Regions from separate parts of the Homo sapiens genome. Here region 2 is linked to region 1. A link is a contact called in ENCODE Hi-C data. All regions are on one chromosome and are shown on one strand. Each heading gives the region's core, a stretch centred on a gene start or an enhancer-like site at or near the end of the contact. The rest is flanking DNA. Distances are from core to core; before and after follow the strand shown. Region 1 has its middle 110 kb from the start of LINC03005. Region 2 overlaps CASC15 (cancer susceptibility 15).

What was found. Hi-C counts contacts between places; a loop is a spot of excess contacts on that map. Pooled maps may share reads with other maps.
Region 2: a map of endothelial cell of umbilical vein shows a loop between it and region 1 (5-fold over the local background). The contact joins two enhancer-like sites. A Hi-C loop is called at or near these places in 4 of 168 maps with a recorded cell type or tissue (Calu3, MCF 10A, PC-9 and 1 more) and 3 of 50 pooled maps.

The regions. Positions count from the first base shown.
Region 1 is chr6:22,827,245-22,830,039 of GRCh38, reverse strand. No RefSeq gene overlaps it. Among named protein-coding and RNA genes, the nearest start is that of LINC03005, 110 kb to the right of the region's middle. Within about 2 kb of position 1,544, at least 15 of the 41 ENCODE cell types and tissues checked have a DNase peak (open chromatin) inside an H3K27ac peak, as active enhancers do; they include PC-9, where a contact is called at or near this core.
Region 2 is chr6:21,737,423-21,740,305 of GRCh38, reverse strand. All of the region lies in intron 2 of CASC15 (cancer susceptibility 15), which reads right to left. Among named protein-coding and RNA genes, the nearest start is that of CASC15, 72 kb to the right of the region's middle. RefSeq lists an enhancer at 580-1,502. Within about 2 kb of position 1,495, at least 7 of the 41 ENCODE cell types and tissues checked have a DNase peak (open chromatin) inside an H3K27ac peak, as active enhancers do; they include PC-9, where a contact is called at or near this core.

The DNA of each region.
Region 1 (2,795 bases), core at 295-2,794:
TCACTTAAAAGAATCAAGGAACTCAGTAACTTTATGTATGATGCTACTGAACATTTTTTGAAAACTAGTGAATATAATGAGATGGTCTGGTTGTTCCTAATGTCACTGGACAAAGAAGTGGTGAAAGAAAAGGATGAGCTCATGGATTTGAATTTCCTTAAAACTTATTTAAGTTTTCCAATGGTATTTCATACAAACAGTTTTTATTTTAAAATGTGCTAAAATTGAGAAAATCTGCATATCATGAAGTCTAACACTCATGTGAAGGTTGAAGAAAATTTATACTTTATCAGGGAGTCAATACGCCACCCAACAGCCTTTTTCTACCCACAATGCAAGATTAATGTTCCTAGGAGTTATAGAGAAAACTAAACCCATGGAGGGGTAGCTTTGTTATTGGTGCTATTACGTTGGACCACAATAAAACTGTGTTGGATTTGAGTCTTGACTGATAAATTTAATCACAGATTTATCTCTGTGTTTTACTTTCAACAAATATTTGTGGACACCCTTTTCCAAGGTAAAAACCAGAAACAAATAAAAACAACAACAACAACAAAAAACTTTACCGGACATTATAAGGGTTAAAAGGAGTATATGACATAATTCCTGTAGAGATGACATATATCTAAGTTATTGCTTGAGATACAAATATGGCAATGAAAGGAGGCTATAGGAAGTTTCATATACTTAGTACATGCTAATCTCAGGCATTTCAGAGTTTGATGATGTAGGATTTGGCTTTGAATCAAGGGTAATATTTGTATAGGTAAGTAGGTAGGTGGGTAGGTATTAGAACATGGTGAGTGCTTCAAGTAGGCAGTCATGAGTAAAGCATGGAGGAAAAACTGAAAAGTCAGCTAACAATAGTGTTTGAGTTTAGCTAGAATACAGATTTCATTTAGGAACTTAATAAAGATAAAGAGGAAATTATAGTTTGGGGCCAATTGAGTAAAAGACTTTTAATTCTAACTTAAAGTTTTCCAAATTAATTCTTTTAACAATGGAAGAACATTTCGTAGTTTTCAAATAGAAAAACGTCGTTGTGGTATTCTATGAAGGTCTGGGAAGAGAAAGAAAAAAGTGATTAGTCTTTACTGAGTGTTACTGACTCAGGTGATCTTTTGGTAATAGATTAGAAATGTTAGTTCCTAGTGCAGTTACTCGTCATTAATAAGAGTTTAAGGTAACTATCGCAAACAGAAACCTTCCCTCAAGATTGACATAGCCTGTGTTATTCTTACTGACTTATCTCATGGGGCTGAGTTGATAGATCTCGAAATGCTTTTTAAAAAGCAGACTGGGTGGCCAGGGCCAATTCCCAACTGATCCAGATAGAACTTGGCATAAAATCCTCTAGGGAATGTCTGGGTCCCACCAGCTCTGCCACCTGACCACTAGTGGGCAGACACAGCCCTCGGTTCTCAGGAAAATTTTATATCACAGAGGGGAATCAGGGTCAGCGATTTCAGGGGCAGTCCCTTTCACTGCTTAATCCAACCTGGCTGACTTAATGATATAAATATAGATTTACTGCCTCTGCCCCCTGAGCACGGAGCCACCACCTTCACTCTAAAGGTAACTCCACCTGGTAATTAACTGTGAAATATTGAGTGGCCAGTGTCTGACCTGAGCGTTTGTGCCAAGCAAAAGTTTCACTTGTTTTGTTTTTTTTTTTCTCTCTTTCACTGCCAGTTTGTGTGTACGTGTATTTTTAAGTATTAACTCTCATGGAAGCACATGCCTATTTAAAATTCCCAGACGATGAGTCAGACCCGTTCAGTGAGGTTCCTGGAGAGTCACATGATGTGATTTGATGAAACTTCACCTTATGAAGGGTTGGAGGAAAAAATAAAAAAAAACACTTTCAGACTTATATACATATACACATATACATACACATACATATATATTATTGTGGATATATACTTGTATATAATGTCATATAATTTTGCATACATACACACACCCACACAGTAGAGAAACAGACAGACACACATATACATGCAGTTAAAAAAAATCCCTTTGCTTTGTTTCTCTGTTTCCCTCAATAGATATTTAAAAATCTGGTGAGCCAACAGCTCATGCCTCTTTGAAACAAGAAGACAGCAGAAGCCCTGTAGCTACATGTGCTGCATATGAGTTTTAGTTATGTAGCTACCCTCTGAAATCACAATAGTGAAACTGGAAATTTGGATTCCAAAGTGATAAAGAGCATTGCTGAGACTTAGGATATCTGAGTCGTTTCACTTGCTGCTCTGATATGCTATAGGCTTATTTAGGCCTTTAAAAAATTCTGTATTATAATTTATACTTTTCTTCAAATCAGTTTGATGTTTCATGGTATAACTAACATATCTTTCTACGTTGAACAGTAAAGTAGGCTAACTCCTGTGAATAAATCCAAATTATAGTAATTTCTGAAGCTCTTCAATTAATTTTTCTGTATGTCTTCTCTAAGTGTAAACTCACTCTAGGAGTGATATTTGCAGTGTGAAAGCCTCATTTGCTAATGAACCCTAGCTATAAGCAGGATTGAGTCACTTCTTATGAAAAATATATGAGTTATAGAATAGTAAGTGTTCTAGAATGAGCCTGCCTCAAGAGAAGTATGGATGGAGAGCAAGAAAGCTAATAGTTGCTTATAAAGGGAAAGTTCCCTTCAAAAGATTGAGGACAGACACAGGATTTTGGGAGTGTCTTGTTGTTTTAAAACATCATAGAGGAAGTAATTGCTGCATCGATTCATTCACTTAATAAACATTTATTGAGAGCCCACTGTGTGCCAGAAACTG
Region 2 (2,883 bases), core at 246-2,745, 1.1 Mb after region 1:
TCCCTCCAAAGCATCTGTATCCTGGCTGAGCTAGCAGACAATTTAAAGGTTTCTTAGATCAGTTTTAATATTTTTTTTAATTACACTGAAAATAATACCCACCCCCAGAGACAAGCATTGTGTTTGCACAAGGAACAGCGTCCCCTTCTTACCAGTTCCCCAAGACCCCCACCTCCATTCAGTCACCAAGTCCAATCTGAAATCCACCTCCTAAAGAGCTCTGGACTCCAGCCACTTTCCGCATTCCTACAGCCACTCCCCTAATTAGGGCTACTATTATCTCCCCACCGGATTACTGTGGAAACTTCCTAACTGGTCTACCTGTCTTCCAGTTTGCCTCACCCCATCCATCCTTCACACACCAGCTACAGAGATCGTTCTAGGAAAGTCAGTCTCCTATTGGCATTAGGATAAATTCCAAACACCTTTACGGAGCTCAAAGTATGTTCAGGATCTGTGCAATGCTCCAGCCCCATTTCTCTACTTCCACCTCACACTCCACACTATAGCCAAGCTAAATTGCTTTTATTCCCTCCCAACACCTCCCACCCTGGACCACCACACGCACACAGTGGGCTCTGGCACATGACCTTGTGAATGCCTGTGATGCCTCCCACCCCAATCCTAACCCATCCTCCCCCTTTTCCATCCTTTGACCCACTCTTGCTCTTCATCAAGTCTCTGCTTACATATGACATTCTCCCAGAAGCCTTTCCTCTAAGTCTGGGTTAGGCAACCCCTGCTCACTCTCCCAAAGCACCTTATATTTACTCGTTCAAATGATTTATCATGCTACACTGCAATGCTATTATTATTTGTCAATATCCCCCTAGCATGGAAACTCCACGAAGACAAGGATAGGGCCTGCAGTGTTCAGCACCAAACTCCCAGTGCCAGTGCCTAACATCATGCCTGGTACTTTGTAAGTGTCCAGAATAAATCTCTATTGAATGAATAAAATTAATCAATTAATGACAAAGTTTTCACTCAAAGACTCTGAAGTCTCTGTGGCAAGTGTTTTTTTGGAAATGAGCTGGGAAAATCACCTTGGAGAAGGTGATTTTAAGCTTTCCTAAAATTTAACCTAGCACATAGAAGGTATTTGATAAATATTTGTTATTTATCCTGTTTGTTACTGAATTGAGAAACAAACAGGATTAACAATGCTACTAGGTATATAAAAATGTAAAGTTTTTTTTTTTTTTATTAAAACTGCTTGTCAGACATTGAATAGGGGGCCAGAACATGTAAATCCAGTTATACGGGTTATACAAGTGCTGGGTCTGAGTAGTCCTTACCCCACCGAGTGCTAGGTGACCTGGATTCAGTATTTTAATTGTTTGCTGTTGCTCCTATTTTATTTACACTACAAGCCACTACTCTTCTGAGGTCAGCCCCACATAGAAAGGAGATTGCACCATCAGTTTTACTCAGATTTGCAAGTCAAAATACGATAACAAGAAAAACTTCAAGTTCACCCTTATTTCTCTTCATTCTAAGCAAATAGATAAACCAATATCCAAGAGAATCTTGCCACTTTGTACAATGATCCTGTGCACATCTGGCAGTCAGCCCGGCCCACACTGGAGTTTGTGTGTTTAGGCTTCCTTTATAATTTGAAGAGCAAGGGTGATGACACAGCTCCTGTGACCAATTCCAGTCCCTGTTTACTATTTGCCCAAGGCTCCTGCCTCAGCTAGACCTGAGATCTGGATTGAGATATTTACTATAAAACAAACCAGTAGTCAGGACCTGCTTTCACTCTCAAAAACACCGGTACCTACAAAAAAAAAAAACTAATCTACAGAAGGTTAAGAGCCCCCACAGAGTCTCCACCCAGCCCTTGTCCATCCTCATCTCCAGTTGTCCCCTGGCCCTTGTATCTCATACTCCAGGCACACTACTCAGGGATCTCCACATCTTCCTCTGTGCTCTGCACAGTCTCTTTTCTATGCTTGGAATGTCACCACTCCAGTCTCATTGGCACTCATTGCCTACCACTCTCTACTGATACTTTTTTTTCTTTTATTTTCTTTTTTTTTTTTTTGAGGCAATGTCTTACTCTGTTGCCTAGGCTGGAGTGCAGTGCTCACTGTAACCTGGACCTCCCAGGATCAGGCAATCCTTCTGCCTCAACCTCCCAAGTAGTTGGAACTACAGGCACACGCCACCATGTCCAGCTAATTCTTAAAATTTTTTATATTTATTTATTTAGTTAGTTTGTAGAGAATGGGGTCTCACTGTATTTCCGAGGCTGGTCTTGAACTCCTGGACTCTCAACTCATACTTAAGGCCCCTCTCCCTGCACCCAAGCCAAATCAATCAGTTCCTCCTTTGTCCCTCCCTTCCTTACCTCTCTCTTACTTAACACATTAGAGATTGTAACTACTTCTCATGCATCTATCTCCCCTAACAAGTTGAGAACTACTTACAAGCAAAAAAACACATTTTTTTTTGTTTATTTCCTCATAAAAATCATAAAATCACACCTCACACATGTTAATCAATGAATGGTTATTTAATGAATGACCCTACCTTATCCCTACCCACAACTGAGACGATACATTAAAATTACCAGAACTTGACTATAATTCCATTCATCATGGTTCTATATATACATCATTGAAACCAAAAATGCAAGTACTACAATTTACTTGCTGTGTAGACTAAGGGTAAATTACAAAATTGATTGTCCTAATGACAAGGAAATCGTTCAGCCTCTGACAGCATAACTTTGAATTGTTGTTCCAACCTGATCAGTATTACAGACAATCCAAAGAGAATTTTTAGAGATTTTCAGTGGCACGCCCTACCTGGCCTTTTAAACATTTGCTCAGCAAGCATTTGTTAAGCACCAGCAATATATGTGTGGCTTTCCATGGT